Regions from separate parts of the Homo sapiens genome. Here region 1 is linked to region 2. Evidence: read pairs that join two places in POLR2A ChIA-PET (ENCODE). Cell type or tissue: A673. All regions are shown on one strand.

Evidence for each region. ChIA-PET counts read pairs that join two places held together with the same protein. Peaks named below come from ENCODE experiments on the same cell type or tissue, not always from the same donor. Only the 100,000 strongest peaks of a DNase experiment are listed, where the experiment ranks them.
Region 1: POLR2A ChIA-PET joins it to region 2 with 13 read pairs; 2 of 35 experiments call an interaction of 5 or more read pairs at or near these places.

Annotation. Positions count from the first base shown.
Region 1 is chr2:28,008,492-28,016,491 of GRCh38, reverse strand. The region is part of intron 4 of BABAM2 (BRISC and BRCA1 A complex member 2); the gene reads right to left. It also overlaps the pseudogene FAM133EP. Among named protein-coding and RNA genes, the nearest start is that of MIR4263, 16 kb to the right of the region's middle. In A673, no CTCF peak of the experiment used is centred here; no DNase peak of the experiment used is centred here.
Region 2 is chr2:28,064,888-28,072,887 of GRCh38, reverse strand. The region is part of intron 6 of BABAM2 (BRISC and BRCA1 A complex member 2); the gene reads right to left. Among named protein-coding and RNA genes, the nearest start is that of MIR4263, 73 kb to the right of the region's middle. In A673, no CTCF peak of the experiment used is centred here; a DNase peak (open chromatin) is centred at 4,607; H3K27ac peaks cover 530 bases.

The sequences.
Region 1 (8,000 bases), 56 kb after region 2:
CCCAGCACCATGGGCAAGTGGGACAAATGGGTAGCCTATATGAACCCAACAGCAATGGCGAGATCAAGGGGTCCAATCCAGTCTTCAGGGCCAAAAATACAGGATTATCTGAATCGATCAAGGCCTACCTGGGAAGAAGTAAAAGAGCAACTAGAAAAGAAAAAGAAAGGCTCCAAGAGTTTGGTTGAATGTGAAGAAAAAATGAATGAGAACTGGAAGAAAGAACTAGAAAAACACAGGGGGAAATTGTTAAGTGCAAGTGAGAGCTCATCCAAAAAAAGACAGAGAAAGAAAAAAGAAGAAATCTGGTAAGTATTCATCTTCTTCTTCATCAAGCTCTGATTCTTCCAGCAGTTCTTCTGATTCTGAAGATAAGGGTAAGAAACACGGAAAACTGAGAAAGAAAAAGAACCGTTCACATAAATCTTCTGAAAGGTCCATGTCAGAAACTGAATCAGACAGTAAGGATAATTTAAAAAAGAAAAAGAAGTCAAAAGATGCAACTGAGAAAGAAAAGGACATTAAAGGACTCAGAAAAAAGAGAAAGATATATTCTGAAGATAAACCTTTATCATCTGAGTCCTTGTCAGAATCAGAGTATATGGAGGAGGTACGAGCAAAAAAGAGGAAAAGCAGTGAAGAACGAGAAAAAGCAACAGAAAAAAACAAAACAGAAAAAGAAGCATGAGAAAAACAGTGGAAGAAGAAAAAGAAGCCTGCTAGTTCAAGTCCTGACTCACCATAACATTCAGAAAAATCAGGATTCCCTTATAAAGAAAGCACAATGTCTGAGGAAATTTCAACTGTGAAAACTATAACATATTTACTAAAATGCATGAATTTTCTTGTTTTTAGAATTATTCCTGGACTATTCAGTAGCCACTCAGATGCCACTGTGTGAAAGGGCCATAAATGCTGCCTGCTGCTTGAACATCTATTTTTTTCTCTTCCAGTGCTTGATAACTCTGGTAGATAATACACTGCAGTTGTATTAGTGGTTAAGATATTTGGGAATAAAATTAATACTTTTGACTAGAAGTGTCTAAAGATAAACCAACAGAAATTGAATCTGGATACATCTTTAAGATGTGATCAGAAATGACTAGATGACTCTAGTTAAAATTTTTGAAGGAGGGATTAAATTAATATTTCAAAACCCTTACTCTGTAGATAAATGTATTTTAATTTTTCCCCTTGTATACCTTTATTTACCTGGGGAAGGAGCTTTTAGGGTTAGGGGGTGGTTTGCTATCTCTTTAGCTAGCAGAATAGTGTGCCTTTGATCCTCACACATCTGTTTTGTGGACACAGCAGCCATGCTTCACAGGAAGGTCAGAGCTGGCTACCAGCAGTCTTGCCCTTTACTGAGCTTAGTGTCATCCTTGGATGCTGTCATATGCTGCTTTGAGTGAACCAGAGAAACAGCCATTTGCAGCATGAGAAAGACCCAAAAGCTCTGGGATTTACTTCCACTTCAATAATAATGAATATTTTTTAGCATTAGAATGTGTTATGTCATTTGAATTAATTTTGATTACGCTTTGGCTTGGGAAAGGAATTATTTTAAATAGACACTGGTACTTTCTGAACTTGATAGCTAAGGATTCTAAAATGCACATTTTATACTAAGTTTTAACCAGTCAGGAAAATTTTATGTAACCAGTGATAGTTTATTTTTTGTATGAATTTTGTTTAGGCTGCAATGTTTAGTTTTTGTTAACTCCTCACTCTCGCTGTTTTAAGTTCATTACTATGTTTAACAACCTACTTGCCAAGATATTTAGCATGTAAAATGCAGGGTTTTGATTTAAAAAAAAAAAAAACCAGCTTCATATTGAAGCTGAGACTTAACCATAAACAAGTTGAGTGGCAAAAAAAAAAAAAGAAAAAGAAAGAAAGAAATGCAAATATCTGCCATCCAAATGAATAGCTAAGTAGACACCAATAAATGGCCACTTCTGGGATTAATTTGGGCTAGTAAAAGTATTCCTAGAAACACAGTTAGGTTAAGTCCTCACATTTACTTAGGAACTGTGTCTGTCAAGTAAACTGAATGTATGCCGGTAAAACATGGTGATTTGCGACTTGTGTTTGGGGGCTTCTGGTGGAGCCAGAATTAGTCTGAACAGAAGGCACTTCAGGCTTTCTAAAGCCTGTTTTAACCAGAACACCTCTGTTGTTCTGGTTTTTGTTTGTTTTAGTTTGGCTTGGTTGGAGTTTTATCAAATATGTTGTTATTTGAAAAGAATCTTTTTTTGGAAAAATTGATCTAGTCTAATACACAGTGAATAGTTCAGTGAAATCTTAATGTTACCTCCCCCCATCCTGTATGTGACCCTCATCTCAATACCAGAAGCCCTGCTAAGTGGAATCAGTAATCATAACATGGCCATGGAGGAATGGCATAGGATCTTCACAAAAACGTGAAGAAAAGTATGTCCCTTTGTTTTTTTCCTTTCAGTTTTTGTTTTTAAGACTTTAGCCACAAATTATCAAATTAGTCAACAAATATGCAGCTCATGCTTGGAGTAAAAGGGATTTATCTTCTTAAATCCTACATATCTTAACGATAAGCAGAGTGGAGCTGGCAGTTGCTCCAGAAAAACTCAACTGTTTTGGGGAGTTTTTGGGAGCAGCCATGGAAGCCATGGAAGCTTCTGATTGTGGTTCTGCCCCTCCTTTATCTTGAGCTCTCCAAGGTTCTGACCTGCCTCTCAACCAACAACCAACTTCACTGTGAGCCACGTGTACACACACACACGTGTGTGTGTGTGTGTGTGTGTGTGTGTGTGTGTGTAAGAGCTTTTTTTTTTTTTTTTTTTTTTTACTTGCTGGACAAAATCAATCAGACCATTCCCTGGCTTACAACCAATGAAATCTTCTAGCTACTTGTGGTAATATGATCCTGATTCTCATGTCAATACAGAATATGACAGTTATATATTCTTGAGGAGGACATATGTCTTGGGCAAAATGCACAAATACCTTTGTAGCTGAAAAACCACTTTCCCATAAAAGTTTGTGATAGGACTGGTAAGACTCATAATGGAGAAAAAACAAAATAGGAAATTTTAAGTCTGAACTTTTCAAAATGCCATTCAGTAGGCAGCCTCACCCAGTTGCTAGGTAAGCCAAACTTCCAACTAACAGAGGAATTCTAGGGCATGTTCAAATATCTACCAAGAGATGACCTACTGGTGGAATCTTATCAGAATTTATCATCTCAATTTTGTGCCAGGGTGTCAGAATCTTTGGAGGTGGCATACTTCACATGTCTAGTTTCCTCCATAGGCAAGTAAGCTTTAAACCTAAAACATGCAAAAGTATCCCAAAATGATAGCTAATTATAATTATGGCTCCATTTATAAAATTCAAAAGCCTGTGATGTCCCTTCTTGCCCATCAGAAATTGCTATATAGATTACCTTTCAGTTCCTCTTAAAAGAAGGTAACCAGTATGCAGCCCCACTCCATCTTGAATTTCCACTTCAAATGAGTCTCTAGGATCACCCAGCTTAATTCCAACTTGTGTTTCTTTCTTAAGAATCGGGGATGGATAAATGGGAGGAAACAAAGGTGGGAGAGAAGTGGAGAGCGAAGAAATTTTAAACCACATCTCTTGATCTAATCTTCCTCATTTATTAAGAGAAAGAAAGTAGGCAAATTCCTTTCTATCTTGGAAAGTCCCTCAAGTGGGACAGGAATGAAAAGAATACCCTCCAAAGGAAAAGAATCTTAATTAGCCATTTTTCTCTTAAAACTGTAACCACGCAGAGAATAAAAATAATGTATTTTCCAAAACACGCATTAGAGAACTAAGGCCAAGAACACTGAAATTATTGAACATAAGCACCGTGAAGAGTACTAGAGTGACTAACAACTAAATATACTCTATTTCTTCCATAGGTGTTGTCTTTATCCTCACAATTTTAAGGTAATATCGTTTAAATACAAAATCAAATCTATTTGGGGCCAAAATGCTCAAGTTTTAAACCAGTGGTTTCTCAAAAATATATGTATTAATATTATTAGGACAAAATGTCAATGTAGGCTAAAATTTGACTTATGAATCCTAAACATTAAAACTATTTTTGTGGCCCCAGCTTGGCTGTGGTTCTAAAATGAATGTCACCATTTACCTTAGCTATTGATGCCACACACCTCAATTAATGCTACTCAGACCCAGAGAATGAAAGGCAATGGCAGAAAGGGAATTAGCAAATATGATTTCTAACTTAATTCAAATTGTTTTTCCTGGGGAAGTATTTAAATTTTCCAGGTTGCTCGAATATCATCCAGGGATGTGATTTTGAAGGAGACAGCTTGTTACTGTTTTTCCTGGCTGTACTACAAGAAACAACAGTGTGAGCTTATTTTAAGTTAATGTGTGCTTCTGTGTTTCTTTACAAGAAATTAACTGCAATCATTTAGTTAAAGCAAACACTTTGTTAGTGTTACACTTTTCATTAGAAAATGTCTTCAGGAATCTTTCAAACTTAGAGAGTTAAGAATCCCAATTCCGTCCAAAGATTTTAAACTTGGAGCAAATTATTTAAATCACAATGAAAGATCATTTAAGCTTAGTGACCCTTTGCTGGCACTGAATATTTTATAGCCATAGGGAACTCCTATCCATTCTCCCAGATCAAGATAGTAACATTTTCCTGTCTCAGTCGGCACCAGACCCCACAGTAGATTCTGATTTCCTTCTGACTATGATAATCACAAACAAACCCACAGGAATAGGCAGTATGGAACAAGAAGAGCAAACAGTTTCAACCAATTTGTTATTTACAACTGGAGAAACATCTGCAGGCTCTGACACCTAGTTTCTGATCTCTGCCCTAGATGACTTCCCTAGTGAGAATAGGCCCCTGGGCTACAATGATTTATATTATGTAACTGTTTCTCCACATCTTAGCTGAGCTCCCTGGACTTTAGACCTGCAATATTTGCCAGACCCTCTTCCTCTTAGTCGAAATCCCAGCTATAGGCTTTTCTGGCCAGTGTCTTAAAACCACCAATGTCCTAGTAACACAACTTATGTGCAAATGGGCAGGTAGAACTCTGAATGAAAACGAGACTACCCCAGGCTCTTCGGGTTATAACAGCCACATGCAGCTATAAGAGCAAGAAAGAAAAAGCAAAGCAAAATAGACACTCAACTGAAGGAAAGGATATCCACAAAGCACAATACACGGGATACTAAAGAGCTTTCAATGTCTTTACTCTTCTCCCTAAAAACTCTACCTCTTATCCCCAGATCCATATAATATCCTTGGTCTAAACATACATTTAGTAAACATCCATTGTTTCACGTCCAACATCCATTCCCCTCTTGCTGATAACACCAAACCAAATTTTGTGGGGGAGACTTCCCTTCCCCATTCTCAGGCATAAGTTTTGAGTGGGAACCTCCAGTTCTCTATAAGCTCTATAGGTCCTCACTATCTAACCCCATCAACATTGCCTATGCACTTAGCTCAATGTTTGATTCAGCCACTGGACACATATCCAGTCAAACCCAATGAGATAAACAAAGACATCAGCTGGGACTGCTGAGAAATAAAGGCTTTCTTTCTTCCTATGAAAGGAGAATATAAAGTCTGAATTGGAGTAACAATTTTTTATTCACAAGGGAAAAGACTTGTGAACCTGTGTGGATATGGGGACTAAAAGTTAACACAATGGGAGGAAGAGCAGAGAAGAAAAGAAATGGGAAGAAACCAGGTCCTTAAATAACATTATTTCAGCCACTGGACCAAGCTTTGTCTGATGCTCAATTCTGGACTGTTAAGTTCTCTAAGCCAATTAATTCTCTTTATAGTTAAAGCCAGTTTGAATCAGGTTCCTGTCACTTAAAAAAAATGGAAATAAAGAATAATAAGAAAATAAAAGAGCACTGACACACCACAACACCATTATCACCCTTTTACCTCTTTAGGGGAAAGATCAGAGGAAGAGGCACATAAGCTCTTACTAGGCCATATAACTATTCAAGAGCACTTCAACCAAAAGTATAGATTTGGTTTGGGTTTTCTGCCAGAGACAAAAATTGAGTAGCTTCCTACATTTATCTGCAGAAAAATCTACATAGAGGATTAATCTATTTTTACTAACCCAATGATGATTATAATGATTTTTCTTAAGGAAAAAATAAATAATAAGGAAAAGAGGAAAAACAGAATCTATATTTTTGTATACTACAACTCATTCAGTAAATTTAAGTTAAAATGGATCTGAAAGAGGTATCTGAGATGTTCCCCATCCTAGATCTTTTCAAACACCAATAAGGTATTTGATTCAGTGGGTAATCAAGTGAAACTTATAAAAAAGCTAACAGTCCCATTGAAGGACATAAAGGAGAAAAATGAACAACTGTTCCAGACTAAATAAGGACCCTTTGATTACTGACATGTGTCTTTGATTACTGACATGCACACAATGAGCAGTACCCCAGTCCTTCTTTAGCACTGAGCTTAGACAGGAGGCCTTCACTGGCTTCACAGTCCCTTAAACAGGAGATATTTTTACCTTTCCTCCACTTGACTGGAACATATTCAGTATGTACAAGCTGTCCTGTGGTATCATATGAATGCTGGCTCCATGCCACACTGGAAATGTGTGCCTCTGGCCAGTAAACCTTTACATCTTTTGCACACATTCTCTCTCCAGGAGGCTTAAAATGGGTCCCCAGAAGGCAGCCATGGTGACTGCCTTCAAACCATTTATCAACTTAGCAATACACAATGATTATTGTTTCATCAGCTGTCACTTCCTTAAACTACTGCCATCCGTCTCTAGCCCCTAAACCCATTCCTCACCAGTTCTTTCAAAACTGTGGTGCCTCTCAAAGTAAACTTAAATAAAAGCATCTGTTTCAAATGGTACCATCCAAACAGCCTTCCCTGGGTCTCAGGATAAATAATCATGAAGACATACTCTCTCCAATGAAGTGCTTCACGAACCTTAACAAAGCATTAACATCCCAAGCTACCAATTTCGACTGCCATCAACTCATCGTCAAACAGACTAGGTTTCTTTTTATTAATAAAGAGCATTTATTAATAATTAATATTTTAAAAATCCCTTAATAGAAGGCTGCCAATATGCAATCTTCATTAACCAGGGAAGGCTGATATTTCCCTACAAGTATATGAACCTTTTCTACCTACTACCCTAGCTTCCACACTGGCTATCATCAGAATAACTGTGGAAGCATCTTAAAAAGACACAGTATCAGATCCAACCCTCTGATACACTGATTAAGTATGCCTGGGGTGAGACCTGCTCCTTGGCCCTATACAATCTATTCATGATTTTGGAGTCAGGTTCAGGCACCCACATAGCAGGCAAAACCCAGAACACTTACTTTTCCGATGAATTTTCTCATTGTGATTGAAGGCCCAAATAATTTCATATAAACTCGCTAGACCTTCACATACAATCCATTGACTAAACGATGGCTAAAAGCTCCACCCACTAGAGCTTTCCACTAGTTGCCCCACACGTATCCCAGGAAGTTACAGGTTGTGTCTCCAGACCTCTGGTCTACTTCTAACAATGAATATCACCTGGAATCCAGAGCTGCCCATATCCAGGGGGGAAGAACATCTTCAACAATGGAGAGCCAACATCACTCTTGCTCCTTTCTGCTTCTCCTATAGTAATGAATTTTACTAAACTTGATCCTTTCATCTGCCTAGAACTGTAATATCATCCAGGCTGTCTGTGAGATCCCATCACCCCAATTTAATGTCACTGGTGCCCTGGGGGGAAAGTGCCAAATAGCTTACTCAATGGTGTGATCATTCTCAAATTGGACATATTTATTTGTGTTTAATTTTTAAATCATCATCTTTTCTCTCAAATGTTTTTGTGATGGTTTCATTAAGATTAAGGAATTACGGAGCATTTGCAAATTGACCGCCTCAGCCTGCAGACATGCTTTCTTTGACCCACACAAATTTTTATTTGAAAATCTTTAAACAAAGCATACAC
Region 2 (8,000 bases):
TGGAACTAGGTAATGGGTTACAGGACAGTAGTCGTTCTATCTTTGTATATGTTCAAAGTTTTCTACATTTAACAGGTCAAGTTTATATTTTCCAGCTCTGTACCATGAAAAGACTGAGAAACCATAATCAATCTGGTAGCAATGAGCATACCAAGAGCCTAAACTGTAATAGCTAAATATTTCCCATTAGAAGAATCCAGGCTGGCCGGGCACAGTGGCTCACGCCTGTAATCCCAGCACTTTGGGAGGCTGAGGCGGGCGGATCACAAGGTCAGGAGATCGAGACCATCCTGGCTAACACAGTGAAACCCCGTCTCTACTAAAAATACAAAAAATTAGCCAGGCGTGGTGGTGGGCACCTGTAGTCCCAGCTACTTGGGAGGCTGAGGCAGGAGAATGGCATGAACCCGGGAAGCGGAGCTTGCAGTGAGCCAAGATCGTGCCACTGCACTCCAGCCTGGGTGACAGAGCGAGACTCCGCCTCAAAAAAAAAAAAGAATCCAGGCTGCCAACATGGTGAAACCCCATCTCTACTAAAAATACAAAAATTAGCTGGGCGTGGTGGTGTGTGCCTATAATCCCAGCTACTCAGGAGGCTGAGGCAGGAGAACTGCTTGAATCCGGGAGGCGAAGGTTGCAGTAAGCCAAGATGGCGCCACTGCCCTCCAGCCTGGTGACAGAGTGAGACTTCATCTCAAAAAAAAAAAAGAATCCAGGCTCACATCTGTAATCCCAGTGCTTTGGAAGGCCAAGGCAGGAAGATCGCTTAAGGCCAAGAGTTTGAGGTTATAGTGAGTTATGATAGTGCCACTGCACTCCAGCCTGGGCAGCAGAGTGAGACCCTGTTTCAAAACAAAACAAACAGAATCCAGGTTTAAAAAAAATGTTTAGTTTCAGATTTGGGTCATGAAATATACAAAATGAATTTCAAACATCTTGGCACAGCAGATATCAAAGACTACTAGGGCCATGTCAAAAGGATTCAGGAGCTAACCTGAAGAGGCTACAGCTGGCCAAAGATGAGAATGAATTTCAATAAGGGTAAGAATTGCAGTAAGTTGAAACCCAAATATATTTAAAGTCATAAGTTCAAATTAATTTAATACATAAATAGTCAACTTGGAAGGATGACAGGCTAATTCATTATCTTGAAAACGGAATAAATAGAAGAAGCATTTATCCTGCCTTTCCTATATGAACTGTAACGCTGGATAACCAAATAGTAGAGAAGCATCTCCTTACAAAATTATTCCAGTTAATAAATGAAAAGAGAATGATAAAATTATAGTATCACCATTTTGCAACCCCCAGTGAATTAATGGATCTAGGTACTATGCACCAACAGCTACTACCACCGCAATAAACAAGTGACAATCACGCAATATGTGCCTTCGGATAAAAGAACACATCACCACCAATAACACTGCCAAAGGAATTGAACTCAGATCTAATTAAGCCTTTCCATCCAGCTGCCAATTGGCAGTAAATACACAGGAACATGCTGAACTGCACAATGAGCCTGCAATCAGCAAAATCTAGACTGTGGGAAACTACAAGTAAATGACCTGAGTTCTTCAACAACAATAATAACAAAACGATAAGAAAAAGAAAGGAATAGAGGAGGAATCTATAAATGAAAAGAGACTTAAAAGACATCGAATTTAAAACAATGGGTAAGACTCAACCATAGTTGAGGGGCAGCTCGGTGATGAAGACAAAGAATGTCGAGGGTTTCTTCCTAACAGTCAGAATGGTGGCTACTTTTAGAGGGAGGAAGAAAGTTGTGATTGGGATGGGGCACATGGAGAGAAGGAAGAACTCTCTAATAAGGTGACATTTGGGGCAGATCTTATTCTCATTTAATAATTAAGAAAACTGAGGCTGGGGGCGGGGGCGTTGAGTAACTTGCCAAGGTTACACAGTAAGTGGTGGTGTGCTATGATCTCACTAAGAGCTTGAGCTCTTGCTCAGGCTCTTAACTGTGATTTAACACCTTTTTTTCTAAAGGTATATAAAAACTAAAGTGCACAAATCTTGAGTGTAACTTTACTTGAGAGTAAAGTTCAATGAACTTTACAAATTAAATAGTTTTGTTCTCAAGGTTTTAAATGTCCATATAAAGAGAGGAATGCTTAACCTCTTTTTGAAAATGTCTTTCAGTGCAAAGCCAACTTGTTGACAAGTTAAGATTGATAAGAAAAGTACTTCAACTTGGGAGGCTGAGGCAGGAGAATGGCGTGAACCCGGGAGGCGGAGCTTGCAGTGAGCCGAGATCCCGCCACTGCACTCCAGCCTGGGTGACAGAGCGAGACTCCGTCTCAAAAAAAAAAAGAAAAGAAAAGTACTTCAAAGACTGCAGCAGTAAGCAAGCTTTACCTGGAGCTGGGGGACAGGAGAGTCAGAAATGAGGCTTTTTTCTTTACTGAATAAAATAAAAACCTCCCTGAGGATTTTTGAAGAGAGCCAGCGTATGGCCATTGGAGGTGAGACATGACAAAGTAGCTTCAATCCACAGAAAAAGAGACATGCATGGGGCATTATAGTAGGAATGCTCAAAGATAAAAACTTGCAGGTTACCTAACAGAGGGGATAGTTTTCATAGCACCCTGAAGCAGGCAGAAACAGACACTAGAAAGCTGTTGTGCAAATTAAAAGATTTTCTTAGAGCAATAAGGAAGACTAGAGTGAAAAAGTAATTTGATTATAGTTAGGTTTAATGAAGCTATTTGAAACTGTGCCTGAGTAGGTCTAGTTCTTTTAAGTTGATTCCACGTAATATCTCAAATTGGATTTGATATATAAATCACAGTAATTAGTAAATATTTGTCCTGTTACTTTAAGAATGAATTTTTAGCATGGTGGCATGTGCCTGTAGTCCCAGCTATTCTGGAAGCTAAGATGGAAGGATCAGTTGAGCCCAGCAGTTAGAGGCTGCAGTGAGCTATGAATTAAACCTCTGTGATCCAGCCTGCGCAACAGAGCGAGACCCTATCTCAAAAAAGAAACATACTTGAATTTTTATAACAATCACAGTAACAAGAATGATAATAAATAACATTCATCAAGAGCTCTGTGGTAGTCTGAACTAACCAGTTACATGTATTAACTCATTTAACCTTCACAGATACTCTTGGAAGTATGTAGTTACAGCCTCACTATTTTTTTCAGATGAGGAAGCCAAGGCATGCAACCAATAAGCAACAGAAATGGAATACTGACATTATTGTGTGTCTGCATTTATCCACTGCTTGCATTTACTCGGCAGTCAATCTTCCCATTGGGCCAATCCTGCTCGAAAGTAGCACCACAATTCTCATGGTAGCAGGGCAATCTTAATGGAATTTAGGAAGAACTAAGCTCTCTAGAAAGAAGGCCTATCTGAAACAGTTCCATTTCAGGGAAGGAAGTGTTAGAAGTAGGCTTAACCTGTAAGCTTAACTTCTGCAACTCTTTAATCCATTATATTCCAAGGATATCTGGAAGTACATTAGATAGGGTATGGCCTGTAAACTATAGATTTCTCTAGTGCAGTGCTTGGCATGTAGTAGGTACTCAACAAATATTTATTGAATGAAAGTGAAAATGAATACATGAGTAACAATCACAGAACATTCCAACATATTGTATAATTTCCTAATACCAAGTAAGTAAACCAGATAATTGCCAGTGGATCCTTTAATTTTAAGCAGTTGTTGAAAAGGCTAACTAAAGAAGGGGATGTAAGAAAAACGCCTGGAGAAAACAAGAGAGGAAGAGAACAAATGCAGGGGTATGAGGTAGCTGAGAGAACCAACAGGCTAATAGATGATGATGAAGAAGCTTTTCTCACTGATATGTAAATATACATGGATAGCTATCTTTATTCAGTTTGCCAGGAGTCTCCATTATCCTGAAAAGTGAAAATGTAATTAAGCTGTACCCCTTCACACTCTCATACACAAACACATGCACACTTATTTTCCATTAAAACACCCTTTGAAATAAAAGCGGAGAAAAAGTCAAAGCAGAATTTTTTAAATTCACGCACTCATTTTTTTTAGTTTTTATCAACCTAGTTATTTTGGGTTGCTATTCACTAAAAACTATAAGATATGTCGGTGTCGGGGCCATATGTTGAAAGTCAACGGGATTCTTTTTCTTCTAGCATTCTCTATCTTTCATTGGCAGGTTTTCTTAGTAAGATCTGTCATCTGGAAGAGCTCATTCTGCACAGTTGATGATTTTCCATAGGTTATGTTTTCAGGCTGAATCATAATCTTTTGTAGTTATAATCTGCTGAAATTCTCATTACACTCATACAATATTTAAAACATTTTGTGTTTTTATTTTTCCAAAATGGAATATAAGAGTTTTTCACCATCTTCACAATTAAACTAATATCAAATTGTCTTGACAGAATCTTTAATTATGGGGTAGAGAGTGATTAAGTTTTATAACTTAAAATCCCAGATCTACCACAGAGTTATAAACTCAGTATTTTATGTATTCTTAACAAAGGCTGTCTGCAGCAGCCAAGGGAGGTCACAAATGTTATACTGCATGCTTTGATTCTGATTTATGGTTAGGATTGTTAGAACTTGTATTTTGTGCCCTCGCTACATATGTAGGTTGTAAATATTGCATAAGAAGATTGGAATGCAATAGCCATAAAAATAATTGCAGGCTATTACATAATCAGAAGTCTGTTCCTATTCTTTATTACGGTAGTCTCATCATACTAAGTAATATATATGTACTGAATAAAAATAGAATGAGCTCTAGCATTATATTCCCTTTTATGTTTCTTTTAGATTTAAGATTTTAATTGCTACAATTGTGGATCACAGTGTTTCTTTAAAAAAAAAAGTAGAAAAAGCGAGGTCCACTCAAATAATGTAAGAACTCATCTACATTATCATTAAATCATTTTACATACACGCATATATTATTTTTTCTTTAAAAAGAAATTTTTTTAAAAAAGGAAAAAAGAAAATTCTTACTGAGTATACACTGTGTTCAGGGCACTGTGCTATAAAGCAAGAAAATACAAAGGTGAATTACACCAATTCTGCCATAAGGAGCTTCAACTCTTCCCAGCATCTGCCCTTCCTTCCTGTTTGTACTGCTACCTGTGGATCACTTCATTTCTAGTTCCAGTAGCCTCCTTTAACCTATGCTCCTTCCCTCCATGTGCCTTCCCCAGTGAAGTCTTAAGGTGCCACTTTGTACCTTGACTGTTTTAAAACCTGACATGACTCTTTAATGTGTACTGATGAAATCCAAATCCTTTAATCTGGCATTCCACACTCAACAATCTTGTTTGTCCTTGAACAGAATTCAAACTCATCCACCTCTGGGCCTTTCCTCAAACTTGCACTCTTCCTGGAGGTGACCGTTGTATAATGCCATATCTGATGGGTAAGATTTCAACAGATAGAAATTGTAATGTGGAGTATTACAGATTGAGGAAGACACAAAATCAAGAAAGTATAAGATGTGTTCAGGTTAACTGTTCAGTATGACCGTGGTATAAAATTGATGTAAGTAAGTAGAAGGGACAGGGACAATATATTAATAACATTCAAGAGCTATTATTATAGATCTGAGTATCTAACTATCTTTCTATCTCTCTGCCTACCTACCTAATACCTGTGTGGTTTTAAAACATGTCCACAAGGGCCACGCGCAGTGGCTCACGCCTGTAATCCCAGCACTGTGGGAGGCAGAGGCAGGCAGATCACCTGAGGTCAGGAGTTTGAGACCAGCCTGGCCAACATGGTGAAACGCCATCTCTACTAAAAATACAAAAATTAGCCGGGCGTGGTGGCACATGCCTGTAATCCCAGCTATTCAGGAGGCTGAGGCAGGAGAATCATTTGAACCCAGTGAGCTGAGATTGCACCATTGCACTCCAGCCTGGGCGACAAGAGCAAAACTCCGCCTCAAAAATAAATAAATTAATTAAACAAAATAAAATTAAAATGTCCACAAACTCTTCGATATTCCTACCTTCAAACGGTGGAGATAATTCCCTTTATCTTAAGTATGGGCTAGACCTAAATAACTTCCATGAAGTGAGTAAAAGGAAGTGGCAGTGTAAGACTTCACACTAGGTCAAAAAAGGCCCTGTGGCGTCCTCACTCTTCCTTGGATTGCTTGTTCTGGAAGAAGTCAAGCCCCATGTTGTGAAGACACTCAAGCAGCCTTTGGAGAAGCCGATGTGATGAGGCATCAAGCCTTCCTAATAACAGCCATGTGAGTGAACCATCTTGGAAGTGCATCCTCCAGCCCCAGTTCATCTTTCAGATGGCTACTGCAGCCACTTGAGAGACACTGAGCTGGAACTTCTCAGCTAACTCAATCCCAAATTCCTAAGCCAGAAAAACTGTGAGATAATGAATGTTTATTGTCTTAAGCCACTAAATGTCGAGTAACGTATTATGCAGCAATAGATAACTAATATAACCTATCGATACATGTCTACAAAAGAGGCTATCAGTGACTTCAAATATAAATATATATAATAATATTCCCAAACAATATACTAAAGAATAAAAAGCCTTTTAAGCTGTCATATTACTGATATGACTAATAAGTACAGTGAGGAACACTGACCACATTTATCATATTTACCAACATATATACGTCAGCATAGAATACAATGCCTAAGTCAGAGTCACAATTTAATAAATTATCGTGGCTGTTTTTTTTATTTTTTTATTTTTTATTTATTTATTTTTTTTTTGAGATGAGATGGAGTCTCATTCTGTCGCCTAGGCTGGAGTGCAGTGGCGCGATCTCGGCTCACTACAACTTCCACCTTCCAGGTTCAAGTGGTTCTCCTACCTCGGCCTCCTGAGTAGCTGGGACTACAGGCATGTGTCACCACGCCCAGCTAATTTTTGTAATTTTTTTTTTTTTTTTTTTTTTAGTAGAGACAGGGTTTCACCACGTTGGCCAGGCTGGTCTCAAACTCCAGACCACAAGTGATCCGCCTGCCTCGGCCTCCCAAAGTGCTGGGATTACAGGCATGAGCTACCGCACCCAGCCACAGTTCAATAAATATTGTTGAATAAATTGGTGGATCCTTTTCCAAGAACGGCTCTGAAGGAGATTTTCTTACATTATGATAAATTTCATGTCCTAGGTTTCTTAACAAAAGGCAAAACCAGGCAGGGCAAATGGAGAGAAAATATAATTCCTTAAAACTTTCTGTATTCAATATATTGCTTTTTAAAATTATGTTTTTATTGCAAAATAAAATACAAATATGGAAAACTACACAAAACCTATCTATAGCTTAGCGAATTACTACAGGACAAAACCACCCAGGTAGAGAAACAGAACTTTGTCAGCTATCCTAGAAGCTCCTTCAAGCTGTGTGTGTGTGGATGGATGTAGTTTCCTTTCCCTCATCCCAGACTATTCAGGCTTAGAATAACAGAGGCGATATTAAGGAGAACCACAACCCAAGGAGTGGCTCCTGTCACGGCCAGAACCTCGTGAGCACAGTTCTTTACGGCATTATAATTTGCTGCTAGCCATAGTACCTGTGAGTGAGAAGCCAGAGCAGTCTGACCGGATCAGGAATAGGAAGACTCTCAATGTAAACTTAGTATCTTTTTTTATGTTTAATACGTGGCATTAAAGAGGCACCAGTGGAATTTTCAAGTGAGAAGAGGTGATAGTGGTAACAGGTTTAGACCTCACACTTATGAACAAGTCAGGATTCTTGCTTTGTAGATTTTAATTTGGGATAGCTTTATATTACAGTGTTGACTAAAGTTAAACCGCCTTGATTTGTTATGATTGTCTAATAAAGAAACTTCTGATGGTGTGCTAAAGAAATGAAGTTGAACTTTCAGCTGTGTGCCCTCAAGTAAATGGTTCTTTTTTTTTTTTTTTTGAGATAGAGTCTCACTCTGTCGCCCAGGCTGGAGTGCAGTGGCACAATCTCGGCTCACTGCAACCTCCGCCTCCCAGGTTCAAGCATTTCTCCTGCCTCGGCCTCCCGAGTAGCT